Regions from separate parts of the Homo sapiens genome. Here regions 1, 2, 3 and 5 are each linked to region 4. A link is a contact called in ENCODE Hi-C or POLR2A ChIA-PET data. All regions are on one chromosome and are shown on one strand. Each heading gives the region's core, a stretch centred on a gene start or an enhancer-like site at or near the end of the contact. The rest is flanking DNA. Distances are from core to core; before and after follow the strand shown. Region 1 holds the start of YPEL2 (yippee like 2). Region 2 overlaps CUEDC1 (CUE domain containing 1). Region 3 holds the start of SRSF1 (serine and arginine rich splicing factor 1). Region 4 holds the start of SEPTIN4-AS1 (SEPTIN4 antisense RNA 1). Region 5 holds the start of MRPS23 (mitochondrial ribosomal protein S23).

Region 1 (2,700 bases), core at 44-2,543, 810 kb before region 4:
AGGGCAGGGAGGAAAAGACAGCTGTCTCGTTAGCCTTCAGATTCACCAAAGGCAAGGACTCACTCAAGAGCCTCCCAAGTTGCAAGGACAGCAAATCAGCAAGGAGGCCAGAAAGCAAAAACCCCAGCAAAGCTTCGGAGCAGTTCTCTGGGGCCTTTCACAGCGGCGGGACTGGGGGGCGGGCGAGGGTGCAGCTCCGCTCCAAGCGGAGGAAAACAAGACACTCGCTCACCTGGCTTTTTAAACTCTCGCAGCTAAGACTGAAGGCAGAGGTAGCAATCTTCCGGACAAGAAGTCCAGAAGAACAGGTGTCCCCCACCCCCGCACGCCCCCAAGACCGGAGAAAAGCCCACCACTCCGGGAAAGACACCAGAGGAGGTCGGCGGCCAAGCAGGGTGAACTGGAAGTGGCGAAAGGTCGGGGCCGCCCCTAAGCGCCAGCTCCGGGGAGGCGCTCGCGGCAGAGGCTCCCGCGTTCCGTCGGGCAGGACCTCGCGCCCACCCCCTTGGCAAGGACACCGGGGAGGCGCCGAGACGCGGCCAGGGAGGAACTCGGCTGCGGTTACCTCGACCCGGGTCGGGGCAGACGACGCGCTCCGAGAAATTTCGAGGGCGCCCAGTCCCACAGTGGAAGGCCCCCAGGGCGGCGCCCCTGGACCTAAGTGTCCCCAGGACTCTCCGAGGGAAACGCGGCGTCACGAGAGGACGGAGGGCGTCCCCAGCCCCACCCGGACCCCATGGAGTCCGAACCCATGGGGACGACGCGGAGGAGGAAGCGGCGATTCCAGCTCCGCACCCCCGCCCCAAACCTGGCCCCGCAGACTCGCCCAGCCCCTGGCGCGCGTCTCCCGCCCCGGCCGGGGGTCCCGCGCCCTTGGGCTCCCTCCGCGAGCGGCCGCGGGCCCGGCAGTGTTTGTAAACAAACCGGTCACGTGGCCCGGCGGCCGCTCCCCGTCCCCGGCGCCCACGGGGACCCCACGCGGAACCGAGGGCGCCGCACCCCCAACCCCGCGCAGGCCCGGCCGGGGGAGTCCGGAGGCCGGGGCCGGGGACCCAGAGCCCGAGCTGACAGCGCGCCCCACGCCCACGCGCGCCCGGCCCGCGCCGCACTCCGGTGCACTTACCCGGCGACAGGCGGCCCTGTCCGGCCAGCGTGGGGCTTGGCTCCGCTGGGGTGCGCAGCGGCGAAGCGCGGCCCGGCTGGGGCTCGGGCTCCCGGCACGCTCTTAAAGCCACAGTCTCCGCCACCGCCGCGGCCGCCACTCCGCATCCCTCCGGGTCCGGGCCGGGGGCTACCCCGTGATGGACGCGCCCCCGCACCTATCCCCTCGGCTCAGCACATAGCAACACGCCGCGGGTTGGCCGGGCGCAGCCGCAGCCCATCCGCGCAGAGCCAATCATCAGAGGACGGAACTCCGCCCCCCGCTTCCCCGACCGCCCACTCCCCCACCCCTCGGCCCGGCCCAGCCTGGGCTAGGGGAGAGCGGCTGGTTAGGGTCCCGCCCGTCCCGGCAACTTGCCGGAGGGCAGGGACCCAGAGTGCCAAAGCTGGGTGGGCTCTCAGCGCCTAGGAGGAGGCCGTTTATTTGAGTTTGGGGTTTGTCCCCAGGGCAGGGCTGGGATTCCCAGAACCTGGGTTGTATTTTGGGGCGGGGGGATTTGCAGTGCATCTCCCTGGAGGCTCAAGATAGTCATTCCTTTCTTACGTTTTAAACCTCGCCCTAAGCCATAGCCTAAGTTACCAGAAGTGGCCCTCAGGCCCCGGGTAATTGAATTTAAAATGATAGGGGGGAGGGGGGAGGGATAGCATTAGGAGATACACCTAATGCTAAATGACGAGTTAATGGGTGCAGCACACCAACATGGCACATGTATACATATGTAACAAACCTGCACATTGTGCACATGTACCCTAAAACTTAAAGTATAATAATAATAAAATTAAAAGAAAATGATAGTGCTAGTTGCACCCAGCCCACCCATGCCTTGCTCAGAAGCCAGGCATTTCCCCTCTTCTCTCTGCCCTGCTAGTAATTTCGGCGAATTAAAAGTACGAAAGGGGCTTAGTGGAATTGAAGACCGCCCCATTGCTGCTAATTTTCCATGACTTTCAGAGGCAGATGACGGTAATTAGAGTGGGATGGTCCGAGTGACCAGAGGGGAGGAGTCCACGTTCTGGGTCACCGGGGTGGTGCTTTTCAAGGAAGAGCAGGTTAAAAAATAACCTCGTGGCAGTCAGGAAACCAGGGAGGCACCAGGTGGGTGGAGTGGGGCAGTTTCCCAGCAGGAAAACAGGACAGTTTGATAAAGAATGTTGGCACGGACAAGGTGAACAAAGCAGGTCCTGCCTTTCGCTCAAGACACTGGGGTTCCGCAGTTCCTCTGGGAACTCTTCCTCCAAGGAAACTAGTGTTTTACTGTGCAGCCATCAGGATGTGAGGTGCTGCAGGAGGTGCAGCTGACTCTCCGCCTTCCACACACTGGTTTGCACGTACACCCAGAATGCTGGCTCACCTGCATCTCCACCCAGCTGTTTTTAAAATATGCTTGGTCAACCAAATTGTATTCAGTTAATATCTATTGCATGTGAATCCAGTCACCAAGGTTAGTAAAAACAACAAAACACCCCAAATACCTCAGTATTGTGGGGCTGACATATCAGCCTCAGATTTGCAGTTTCAGTGTAAACAAAGGCTATGTC
Region 2 (2,700 bases), core at 179-2,678, 580 kb after region 4:
GTTCCTGACAGAATAATGACTTCTCTGCTCAGTCCTCTGCTATGTGGGATAGGGGGAGAAAAGCTCAGTCATGGGGGACTTTTCCAGTTAAAATGAAACAGGGAGATGATTCCCAGAGGAGACATTTCGGCTGCAGAGGAGGGTGGGGAAGATGAGTGGTGTCTTTTGCGGCTTCTGTTTTCCATCAGCCACCTGCTCTCTTGATGACTCCTCCTTGATGCCTTCTCCCATGTGTCTGCGCCCAGAGCAAGGGAAGCACTTGTCTACAGCCACACGGCTGGCAGGAGTAGAGTTGGTAGAGCCTTGGGTGTGAAAGCCTGGTGTGAACTCACTCTTGGCTGCCACCCTCCTGGAGTCACTAGGACAAGCTGTCTTTGCCTCCTGGCAGCTTAGCTTCTCTGGGGCTCAGGTTAGCCAGGGGCTGCGTGGGAGTTCTGCTTTGCACCTGTAGAACTGTTTCTTTTAGTCCCAAGTGGGGCTTATGAGTCACCAGATAGGGTGCTTCCTAAGGGTAGTTATTGTATTTTTTTAAAAACTACTGTGCCCTTGATTATACCCATGACAGCACCTGGCACTGTTGCTCCAGAAATATTTGTTAAACAGATGAATGTTAAACAAATGAATGCAGCATCCTGCTGAAGGGCCCAGGCTGAAAAATTCCTGTGCTTTAGTCAGGAGAGGCTGGATTATGCTGCAGGAATAATCAAATCCTGACATCCCAGGGGCTTGACACCATCTAGGTTTATTTTTTGCTCGTGGAAAGTCTTGTAGGTCAGGCAGTGCACCTCCATCTGTAGCCACATCATCTGGAATATAGGGCCTTCAAGGTTACTGCGGGAGGGGAGGAGAGAGATGGAGGAAACTGACACCTGTTACTTCCATTCACATTGTCCAGAGCTGGTCACATGGGGCCGACCTCACTGCAAGGAAGGCTGGCAAATGTAGAGGAGAGAAGAGCTGTCTTTGCCGATCTAAAGGAGAGGATTTTGAATTTCTTGTTTCCAGCTTCAGTCCATTGGAGTGCCTCTGGCTGAATCGCTTACTGTGCCACCATTTTTTTTTTTTTTTTTAAACACTGACAGAAATGGAATACCTGCCACTTCCTTTAATCCAGGGAAGGAGGCATGGGATGGCACTGAAGAAGAGTCACATGGCAGGGTTTTTAACGGCTCCTTTATTACATGTTGACTATATGATGTTGATTTAGTCACCTCTAGAGCCTCTTTCCTCATCTGTACAGGGAGGATAGTGATGCCAGCTTGTCTCTCAGTTCAGACTCTACTGAAGGCAAGTAACAGAAACCAGCTCGAGCTATTTGAAGCCATAGGGGAATTGAAGACTCAAAGGAGGAAGTGCCTGGTCTCCCAAGTGCCGGGGGTGTGTGGGGGTGTGGTGGGGGTGGCTGACGCAGCTGTTCTCAGTGAGTCTGCATGGTGCACCTGCAGGACGCCGCTGCTGCTGTGGATGTGCACCAGGTGGTATGGCCCCTCAGCTCCCAAATACACCCGTCCACTTTCCAGTAACCCTTAGTTACTGAATGGTGTCTGAGCCTTGATGTGAACTCCTGAGGAGAGAGTCTGATGGGCTTGTGTGGATCAGCTGTCTACCACTGGGCCAGTCAGCTGGGGCCAGGAGGGCATGATCACGCAGCACCAGGGGGTAGGAGCTTTCCCCTGTGAATGGGAGTAGAGGCGGTCCTCACAGGAGGGATATGAGCTGGCCAGACACGTCCAGAAGCTGTTCAGGTCAGGCGAAATGGTTCACGCCTGTAATGTCAGCACTCTGGGGGGCCAAGGTGGGAGGATCACTTGAGGTCAGGAGTTCGAGACCAGCCTGGGCAACATAGTGAGACCCTCTCCCCCCACCCACATCTCTACACATAATTTGAAAAATTAGCTGGGCGTGGTGATGTGTGCCTGTAGTCCCAGCTACTTGGGAGGCTGAGGTGGGAGGATCACCTGAGCCCAGGAGTTCAAGGCTGCGGTGAGCCGGGATTGTTCCACTGCACTCCAGTCTTCACCCAGACTGAGATCTCGTCTCAAAAAAATAAAAAGCTAGACCGGGCATGGTGGCTCATGCCTGCAATCCCAGCACTTTGGGGGGCCAAGGCAGGCAGATCACTTGAGGTCAGGAGTTCAAGATCAGCCTGGCCAACAAGGTGAAAGCCCGTCTCTACTAAAATACAAAAATTAGCCAGGCATGGTGTCACACTCCTGTAGTCCCAGCTACTCTGGAGGCTGAGGCAGGAGAATCGCTTGAACCCAGAAGGTGGAGGTTGCAGTGAGCCAGGATCATGCCATTGCACTCCTGCTTGGGTGACAGAGTGAGACTCCTTTTCAAAAAAAAAAAAAAAAAAAAAAAAAGGCTGGGCACGGTGGCTCGTGCCTGTAATCCCAGCATTTTGGAGGCTGAGGCAGGCAGATCACCTGAGGTCAGAAGTTCGAGACCAGCCTGACCAACATGGAAAAACCCCATCTCTACCAAAAATATAAAATTAGCCGGGCGTGGTGGCACATGCCTGTAATCCCAGCTACTCAGGAGGCTGAGGCAGGAGAATCGCTCGAACCCGGGAGGCAGAGGTTGCGCTGAGCTGAGATAGCGCCACTGCACTCCAGCCTGTGCAACAAGAGCAAAACTCTGTCTTAAAAATAAATAAATAAATAAATAATAAATAAATAAAATTTAAAAATAAAATAAAAA
Region 3 (2,700 bases), core at 139-2,638, 510 kb after region 4:
TCTCAGCTCACTGCAACCTCCGCCTCCAGGGTTCTAGCGATTCTCCTGCCTCAGCCTCCCGCGTAGAGTGGATTACAGGCGCCTGCCACCAAGCCCGGCTAATTTTTTGTTTTTTCAGTAGAGACGGGATTTCACCATGTTGGCCAGGCTGGTCTCGAATTCCTGACCTCAAGTGATCCAACCGCCTCGGCCTCCCAAAGTGCTGGCGTGAGCCACCGCGCCCAGCCTGATTTGAATTTTAATTCATTAGCGACGTTTAAAAATCCCAGGATTTCACATAAAAATCCAGATTTCAGACGTCGAAAAAAAATGTAAAATGTTATCTCCCAATGCCGCAGGCAAACAGGATCACAGTCCTGAATAGCAACCGCGGTATCTAGTGGTTACGGTTCTCACATCCATTTTGCTCCATTTTATTACCTGAGAGGACCGGTATTTTCAAAACCTGGTGTATCAGTAACTTTTAGGGAAAACTTTTGAAAAAAGGACTGCACACACGCACCCTTTCTTCCTTCTCGTTCTTTGAAAGGAAACAACAGAAACGATTCATTCTGCAGGCATTCTGCGCTAGTCCCACGGACAGGCGACTAACAAGAGATAAAAAGGTGTGGGTCCCATAGGCGGTACGGTGTTACCCCTTCTGGTTGGCGGGTACCACGTTGCCGGTCGGGATACGGACCCACTGCGACTAGCACTAGGAGTGCTGACCCGAGCTATGCAAAGTTCTGACGAGAAGGCGGAACGGTACTTAATGAAGAGGATTAAGGAATCTAAATCGGTTTCGCTAAATTAGACACATCTGTCTAAGCAGCCACGGTCTATTCGCAGCAGGGGCGGGAAGACAAACCAACGCCCCAGCTCTCCGTTCAATCACCCGCAACTCAGCTCTGGATTAGACGCACCCTACGAAGATACCCGGGTTTCCGGAGCAACCGCCCGGGCCGTCCCCCTTTGGCCCCGCCTCCGAGACTCTTTCCCGCCAAAGGCCGTTATCGCCGCAGAGCATGGTGGGACAACGCTTTAGGCTAGGTTTCACCAAGTGCTTTGAAGGCGCCGAGTTGCTTTCAAAGATCCTCATTCCTGGAGAAATCGACCATCCTTCAAGACCCGACCTGGATGACTAGCTCCTTTAACGAAAGTTCGTTATTTAACTTTTACCAAACGGCTGGTCACTCTGTTCGCAAACCACCCCAAGCTGGGAACGCGGGGGACTTTTTTACCCCCTTCGTGGGGAGGGTGACGTCGCGCGTGCGTGCGCGTGCGCTGAACGTAGCCCTCGCAGCACCCGTTGCGCTCCCGCGCGTGCGTGTTGGGATCGAATCGCTGTTTCCTTCCGCTTCTCTTCCTCTGTCTCCCCCCCATATCCGTGCGCCGAGCTGATAAAGGCGCCATTTTGGAGGGGCCGCGGGAGACGTGGTGCCGCTGCGGGCTCGCTCTGCCGTGCGCTAGGCTTGGTGGGAAGGCCTGTTCTCGAGTCCGCGCTTTTCGTCACCGCCATGTCGGGAGGTGGTGTGATTCGTGGCCCCGCAGGGAACAACGATTGCCGCATCTACGTGGGTAACTTACCTCCAGACATCCGAACCAAGGACATTGAGGACGTGTTCTACAAATACGGCGCTATCCGCGACATCGACCTCAAGAATCGCCGCGGGGGACCGCCCTTCGCCTTCGTTGAGTTCGAGGACCCGCGGTGAGGCGGCATGGGGCTTGCAGCCTTGAGGAAATAGGTCCGAGTAGTTGGGGAAGGCTCCAAGGCCTTAACATAGAGAACGGGGAAGCGGGGGCTCTTAGAGAGGTTGGGGCGAGACTGTATCGCCCATGCAGGAGTCGAGTAAGGAGCTGAGTTGATGTGGCTTCTCTGGCGCCTCGCCTTGGACGTCCCCGGAGCCCATTCGCAGGCTGGAGCGGGAAACTGAGGCGCTGAGGGCTGGTGTAGTGGTTGGGAGCCTGGCGTGTTTCTGGGTGGGGGAGGGGCCATTCCTATTATGCGGCGCATGTGGGCTCTTCCACGTTGGGTGCGCATGTGCGGGGGGTTTGCTGGTTCCCAACTGAGCGAGCTTCTCCTCCTGGTGTTTCTCATCCCTTTTACTTTCTGCGATCCCGCAGAGACGCGGAAGACGCGGTGTATGGTCGCGACGGCTATGATTACGATGGGTACCGTCTGCGGGTGGAGTTTCCTCGAAGCGGCCGTGGAACAGGCCGAGGCGGCGGCGGGGGTGGAGGTGGCGGAGCTCCCCGAGGTCGCTATGGCCCCCCATCCAGGCGGTCTGAAAACAGAGTGGTTGTCTCTGGTGAGTGTACTGGTTGTGTGGATTGATGTGAAGGGACGAAAACTACCTAAAATTTTTCTCTTGCGTGACAGGTTTAATAATTGCAAATTTTTCATGCTAGGTCTTAAATTGCTTTAGTTTTTGGGTGAATTTAATAAACGAGGATTGCTGCTGTGGTGATTTACCAAATTAGGTTGCGGTACTAGATACGAAGATCGTTACAAATAATTTTGGACTCTGGATTCCAGAATCTTACCAGCTCTCTTTACCTGGTATCACTTAAGTACACCTATTAAGTACTTTAAAGTACTCTTTGTCCTAATGTACCTTACCAGCTTAACGTGAAATTTAAGATAATTGGTACTAAGAAAAAAAAAATCACTTTTTCAGGACTGCCTCCAAGTGGAAGTTGGCAGGATTTAAAGGATCA
Region 4 (2,700 bases), core at 78-2,577:
CAGTGGAAAACCCAGGGCACTGCGACTTTGTGAAGCTGAGGACAATGCTGGTACGTACCCACATGCAGGACCTGAAGGATGTGACACGGGAGACACATTATGAGAACTACCGGGCACAGTGCATCCAGAGCATGACCCGCCTGGTGGTGAAGGAACGGAATCGCAAGTATGACCAGAAGCCAGGACAAAGCTGGCAGGGGGAGATCCCAAGCCTAGCCTTGGGTGAGACCAAGCCCTACTTTTGTTCTTCTATAGGCCCTGGGCTCAATCTAAGCGGGTGCTGGGGTCCTCCTCGCCTTATCAACCCTTTTCTCCCTTTAGCAAACTGACTCGGGAAAGTGGTACCGACTTCCCCATCCCTGCTGTCCCACCAGGGACAGATCCAGAAACTGAGAAGCTTATCCGAGAGAAAGATGAGGAGGTGAGAGCAGTATGGGGTATAGGGGAGGTCTCCTGTTTGATCACCAACGTTGGTATCTCTTTGTTTGGTAATAGAAAGATCCCTGGCTCTGGTGCATATTTGGGTCCTGGATAGGTCAATAGGTGGTTCTGTCCAGAGTCTCCATCACACCTCACGGCTACCAAGGTTCTGGCTTAAGGGATTAGAAATTTGGGGCACTTTCCCAATACTAAAGGACTCTCCAAAAGTCCCCATTTTGATGCCTGTGCCTATTCCAGCTGCGGCGGATGCAGGAGATGCTACACAAAATACAAAAACAGATGAAGGAGAACTATTAACTGGCTTTCAGCCCTGGATATTTAAATCTCCTCCTCTTCTTCCTGTCCATGCCGGCCCCTCCCAGCACCAGCTCTGCTCAGGCCCCTTCAGCTACTGCCACTTCGCCTTACATCCCTGCTGACTGCCCAGAGACTCAGAGGAAATAAAGTTTAATAAATCTGTAGGTGGCTTCTGGTGTCCCTGTGTGTATTTTTATGACCTGGAGATCAAGATCCTGGGACCCAGTTTTGAAAGGCTAATGGTAGAAGATGTTGGTTTCTGGCTTTTAGTAGGGAAGGGAGAGTGGGGAAAACTTTCCACTTCCTTTCCCCTTCTAAGTCCCTGCTTAGAATCCAGCCTGGCTTCTCCATCTTGACGATCATATCTATCATGCCTCTGTTATCTGGGGTCTGGGTCTCTCTCCATCTTTCACACATACAGTACCTTTGGTAATAAAAAGATTCCTACCTGTGGTGCATATTTGGGTCCTGGATAGGTCAACAGGTGGTTCTGTCCAGAGTCTCCCATCACACCTCAGGGCTACCAAGGTCCTGGCTTAAGGGATTAGAAATTTGGGGCACTTCTCCTGGCTAAGGAGAAAGTGAAACCCTGTCTCTACTAAAAATACAAAATAGCCGGGCGTGGTGGCGGGCGCCTGTAGTCCCAGCTACTCGGGAGGCTGAGGCAGGAGAATGGCTGAACCCGGGAGGCGGAGCTTGAAGTGAGCTGAGATGGCGCCACTGCACTCCAGCCTGGGTGACAGGGCGAGACTCCGTCTCAAAAAAAAAAAAGAAAAATAAAAAGAAAAAGAAATTTGGGGCACTTCCCCAATATTAAAGGACTGTCCAAAAGTCCCCCCTGCCCTTTTTTTTTTTGAGGCGGAGTCTCGCTCTGTCGCCCAGGCTGGAGTGCAACGGCGCTATCTCGGCTCACTGCAAGCTCCGTAGCTGGGACTACAAGACTCCGTAGCTGGGACTACAGGCGCCCGCCACCACGCCCGACTAATTTTTTGTATTTTTAGTAGAGACGGGGTTTCACCGTGTTAGCCAGGATGACCTCGATCTCCTGACCTTGAGATCCGCCCGCCTCGGCCCCCCAAGGTGCTGGGATTACAGGCATGAGCCACCGCGCCCGGCCCAAAAGGCCCCATTTTGATGCCTGTGCGTATTCCAGCTGCGGCGGACGCAGTTTTGTATTTGATACCTGCCCTTGGGAAAACACAAGGTATTAACTGCGTGCAACCTCCTGACTTTCTGTTTCCCCTGATCTGGGAAAAGGGATAGGCAGGTTAAGCTCTACACTGTAGAAAGCCTGTGATAGAGCTTTGAACAAATGCTGCAGCCATTGTAATCACCAAACACTATAGTAAGTGCTGGGAATGAATAAAAACACAATCACCGTCCTACAGGAGTTCAGTATTTAATTAAAAAATTTACAGCATCTGCTAGATTGCAGGCTGTTCTAGACCCTGGAGTTCAAGTAGTGCAAAGTTCCTGTCTTCCTGGAACTTACCAACAGTACTGGAGTTTCAACGTTCTATAAACAAAGATGGGTGAGGACATTAGCCCCGGGCTAATTAAAGCGCTCAGGCCCGCTCCAGACCTGAGAATATCAGCTGAATCTGAATCAACTGTTCTCCATTTCTGTCGGTTGGTGGTATCGCGGGGCCACGGCGACCTCCAGCGGCCACCCTCCGTCTTGTGGTCTGTTCTGGGTCCCCGGGAAGGAAAGGGAGGGGCGATAAGCCGGGTCCTTGGGAGCGTCCTGGTCTCCCTTCGCTTTACAGACTAGGAGGCCGCAGCTAGCTGGCAGTCTCAGATCCAGGTTTCCCATCTCTGGGATGAGAGGAGAGTTCTTCACTCAGGACTGCCAGCGCAATGCAGGTCGTGAAGAACTGCAGGGTCGTTTATCGATACAAAGTGAGTGTTGGAGGAACCCATCAAGACACAGGAAGGGGGAAATCCTAGCGCCGCCAGTCGGAG
Region 5 (2,700 bases), core at 42-2,541, 670 kb after region 4:
CAGGAGACATTGTGTGTGATTCAAAACATTCATTGGATTAAAAGTTCAAATATGAATACAATCTCTTTACAAGTCAAACTCTGAAGCATGTGTAAAGGAAGAAAAAATTCTCCCTTGCCTGCCTGCAGTTTCACTCCGAGATATCCAATGTTCACAGCCTTGGGTGTCCTTCTGCAGAATTTCTATCCTCAAACACAAACATATATAGAGGTGTTTCTTTTTCCTTTTTTTTTTCTAACACGTTGAGATTCCACTAAACATGTTTCTTTGCAACTTCGTTTTTCATTTAAACATAAGTCATGTACCTTAACCTTGGTAAATACATGTGGATCTAGCTCATTCATTTTAATAGCTGCATAGGGTTCCAAAGAAAGTATGAACAATAATTTTCCAGCTATTTCTCATCTGATGGATTTTTTTTCCCACTACAAACAATGCTGCAACGATGATCCTTGCACAAACATCCTCATGAATTGATGCTTTAATTTCTAAGGGGTTCTTTCCCCGAAATATGATTACTGGGTCAAAGGGTATGCTACACACAGTTTATATTTTTTTACAGTTTAACACTGAGAGATGACTTTCTCCAGATTTTTTCGTTTCCCTCTCGGCGTCTGTTTGTTCCGGACACTTTCACTTTTCGAGTTCCAAGGAGGAGGTAGCCCGCGACACCGGCCGCGGGAAACACGAGTTGCAGCCAGCATCCTAGTTAGCGTGGATGCAGGTGGCACTCCGGGGACGAGGGGCTTAGTGGGGAGCACTACACAGCCAGAGGCGGAGGCCCGAGATCTAGCACGACGCTGGGCAAGTGACGGCCCCTCCCCGGCCTTGGTTTTCTTCTGCGTAGTCTGTGACTCTAAACAACATTAGGCTCAGCCTGGGCCTAGAGCTGGTGACCTCAAATCTCGGCCTTTGTTGGCTCCCCTAGGACTGTAGGCTGCGCTTCACCCCTGCTCTGCCCCACTACTTCTCCTCCGCGCGGCCCCACCTTTTCAGAGGAGTTGGCTCAACAAGGCGAGAGAGAGTAAAGCAACCATCATGATGAATCCCTCCCACAGCTCGGTCATTTATTACTTCTGTCCGGCTTTGGCTCGCTCCTGCCCTTTTGGCTCGGCTATCGAGTGCTCCTGCCTGAACCTGGCAAGTAACCTCGGAGCGCGCCCGTTCGGCCTATCACTTGCTTCTGCCTGCGCCGCTCTCCCGCAGGGGCTGCGGTGAAAGCCCAGCGATCCTTGGCTCGGCCAGCAACTTATGCGCCCTTTACCTGGAGCAGCCGCTTCCGGTTCCGGTAGCAGCTAGTCACGCTCGGTACCAGGCGCAGATCATGGCAGGCAGCCGGCTGGAAACCGTAGGGAGCATCTTCTCTCGGTGTGTGCTCCCAGCCGTGGTGGGCTGAGGGTGCCTCCCCCAGGCTGGGGTTCTCAGCCGGTCACGCTCTTCCTTGGAGCGGACCTGAGCAGGGCGAGGCGTATTGCAGGGTGCGGGGGCTGAGCTGGGTGAGGCCCTCTCATGTTTTCTCCTGGCTCCGAATAGTTGTGCCTGAGGATGCCTCTCCTTGAATTTATGTGTCATGTTAAAGATTATTGCAGCTGCCTCTCCCCGAGTGGAGGTCTCTAGGAAGAGGAAGGGAGGAAGAGCCTGATGGGCCTTCCTTATCAGGTCATGCAAGACCGCTCTTTGCATTTTTCCGTGACCGAACGTGGGTGGGACGCACAAAAGAAGATAGAGGGATTTAACTCTCCTGAGCGTTGTTAAGTTTGGTTTGGGATGTGGACAGATCTTCTCTGTAGGTGGGGAGCAGTCCTTCCCCGTTCTGTGTTGCAGACCGCATAATACCTTTAATGTCCCAAACTGTGCTAGACTGATTCAGGGGCTTTGGCAGGCTACTGCAAGTGACCCAGTTTCGTTCTGTTCCCTCCCTAAGGACTCGGGACCTGGTTCGGGCCGGGGTGCTGAAGGAGAAGCCCCTGTGGTTTGACGTATATGACGCCTTTCCCCCGCTGAGGGAGCCCGTCTTCCAAAGGCCTCGAGTGCGATATGGCAAAGCCAAAGCTCCCATCCAAGACATCTGGTACCACGAGGATCGGATTAGAGCGTGAGTGCTCAGCCCTGTAGTGGACAGGAGGCAACAGAACTTCAGAAGGGAAGGTTTCGGTAGCAGTCTGGGAATTCAAACATGAAATTGAGTCAGGGGTTTGCCCTGTGGAGAAGGCTTATCTAGCCAAATTAGGGAGGCAGCACCCCTTCCTCATAGTGAAACTGAAGTTCTGAAAAGTGGAATCTGGAGCCCAGCAACCGAAAGATCATTGCAATTATAGCCGCATGTTTCTGGGCATCTGCTTTGGGCCAGGCACTGTACTAAGCTCTTTGCAAGCATTATCTCATTCTCTAAAGGCCTTACTCTAACTTGTAAGGAAGGCATTCTTGTTTCCATTTTATTCAAGGAGACTGCGAAGCTCAAGGAAATTAGCTAACTTCTTGTAATTACTAAATATATAGGAGGGTGGCAGATCTGGGAATCACATCTCTGACTCCAAGCTTATGGTGATCATTATGCCGGCCTTCTCCACGAGTGGAGATAGGAGGAACGTGGTCTGTGGATCTAGTAGTCCGGCTCTTTGAAGCCACTCAGATGAAAGGATGCTTGAAAGTCTAAGAGAGGCCGGGTGCGGTGGCTCACGCCTGTAATCCCAACACTTT

What was found. A loop is a pair of places that touch in the nucleus more often than their neighbours do. ChIA-PET counts read pairs that join two places held with the same protein, here RNA polymerase II (POLR2A). Pooled maps may share reads with other maps.
Region 1: a loop to region 4 is called in a map of prostate gland, with 7 times the contacts of the local background. The contact joins the promoter of YPEL2 here to the promoter of SEPTIN4-AS1 in region 4. A Hi-C loop is called at or near these places in 2 of 168 maps with a recorded cell type or tissue (naive thymus-derived CD4-positive, alpha-beta T cell and prostate gland) and 11 of 50 pooled maps. POLR2A ChIA-PET finds 5 or more read pairs at or near these places in 1 of 52 experiments (GM12878).
Region 2: a pooled map shows a loop between it and region 4 (3-fold over the local background). The contact joins the enhancer-like site here to the promoter of SEPTIN4-AS1 in region 4. A Hi-C loop is called at or near these places in 4 of 50 pooled maps. POLR2A ChIA-PET finds 5 or more read pairs at or near these places in 3 of 52 experiments (HEK293, WTC11 and activated CD4-positive, alpha-beta T cell).
Region 3: a loop to region 4 is called in a map of ascending aorta, with 12 times the contacts of the local background. The contact joins the promoter of SRSF1 here to the promoter of SEPTIN4-AS1 in region 4. A Hi-C loop is called at or near these places in 8 of 168 maps with a recorded cell type or tissue (CD14-positive monocyte, CD4-positive, alpha-beta T cell, CD4-positive, alpha-beta memory T cell and 4 more), 8 of 37 single-sample maps with no recorded cell type and 22 of 50 pooled maps. POLR2A ChIA-PET finds 5 or more read pairs at or near these places in 3 of 52 experiments (CD4-positive, alpha-beta T cell, GM10248 and activated naive CD4-positive, alpha-beta T cell).
Region 5: a map of CD4-positive, alpha-beta T cell shows a loop between it and region 4 (8-fold over the local background). The contact joins the promoter of MRPS23 here to the promoter of SEPTIN4-AS1 in region 4. A Hi-C loop is called at or near these places in 4 of 168 maps with a recorded cell type or tissue (B cell, CD4-positive, alpha-beta T cell, CD4-positive, alpha-beta memory T cell and 1 more) and 19 of 50 pooled maps. POLR2A ChIA-PET finds 5 or more read pairs at or near these places in 2 of 52 experiments (CD4-positive, alpha-beta memory T cell and H1).

The regions. Positions count from the first base shown.
Region 1 is chr17:59,330,248-59,332,947 of GRCh38, reverse strand. It overlaps YPEL2 (yippee like 2), which reads right to left and starts at 1,293. Exons shown (of 5, transcript NM_001005404.4): 1 at 1,124-1,293. RefSeq lists an enhancer at 236-797 and a silencer at 1,008-1,527.
Region 2 is chr17:57,938,624-57,941,323 of GRCh38, reverse strand. All of the region lies in intron 1 of CUEDC1 (CUE domain containing 1), which reads left to right. Among named protein-coding and RNA genes, the nearest start is that of CUEDC1, 15 kb to the left of the region's middle. RefSeq lists an enhancer at 1-32. Within about 2 kb of position 1,428, at least 18 of the 41 ENCODE cell types and tissues checked have a DNase peak (open chromatin) inside an H3K27ac peak, as active enhancers do.
Region 3 is chr17:58,005,934-58,008,633 of GRCh38, reverse strand. It overlaps SRSF1 (serine and arginine rich splicing factor 1), which reads left to right and starts at 1,388. Exons shown (of 4, transcript NM_006924.5): 1 at 1,388-1,690; 2 at 2,107-2,291; 3 at 2,661-2,700. The coding sequence starts at 1,497. RefSeq lists enhancers at 1,037-1,086, 1,035-1,753, 1,877-1,926, 2,197-2,246, 2,578-2,700.
Region 4 is chr17:58,518,464-58,521,163 of GRCh38, reverse strand. SEPTIN4-AS1 (SEPTIN4 antisense RNA 1) reads right to left here and starts at 1,327. Exons shown (of 5, transcript NR_110810.1): 1 at 1,187-1,327. SEPTIN4 (septin 4) reads left to right here. Exons shown (of 14, transcript NM_001368771.2): 12 at 4-166; 13 at 322-421; 14 at 679-908. The coding sequence ends at 738. It also overlaps a transcript of MTMR4 not described here. RefSeq lists enhancers at 2,576-2,675, 2,023-2,700.
Region 5 is chr17:57,848,635-57,851,334 of GRCh38, reverse strand. MRPS23 (mitochondrial ribosomal protein S23) reads left to right here and starts at 1,291. Exons shown (of 5, transcript NM_016070.4): 1 at 1,291-1,368; 2 at 1,925-2,095. The coding sequence starts at 1,325. RefSeq lists enhancers at 796-1,305, 981-1,310.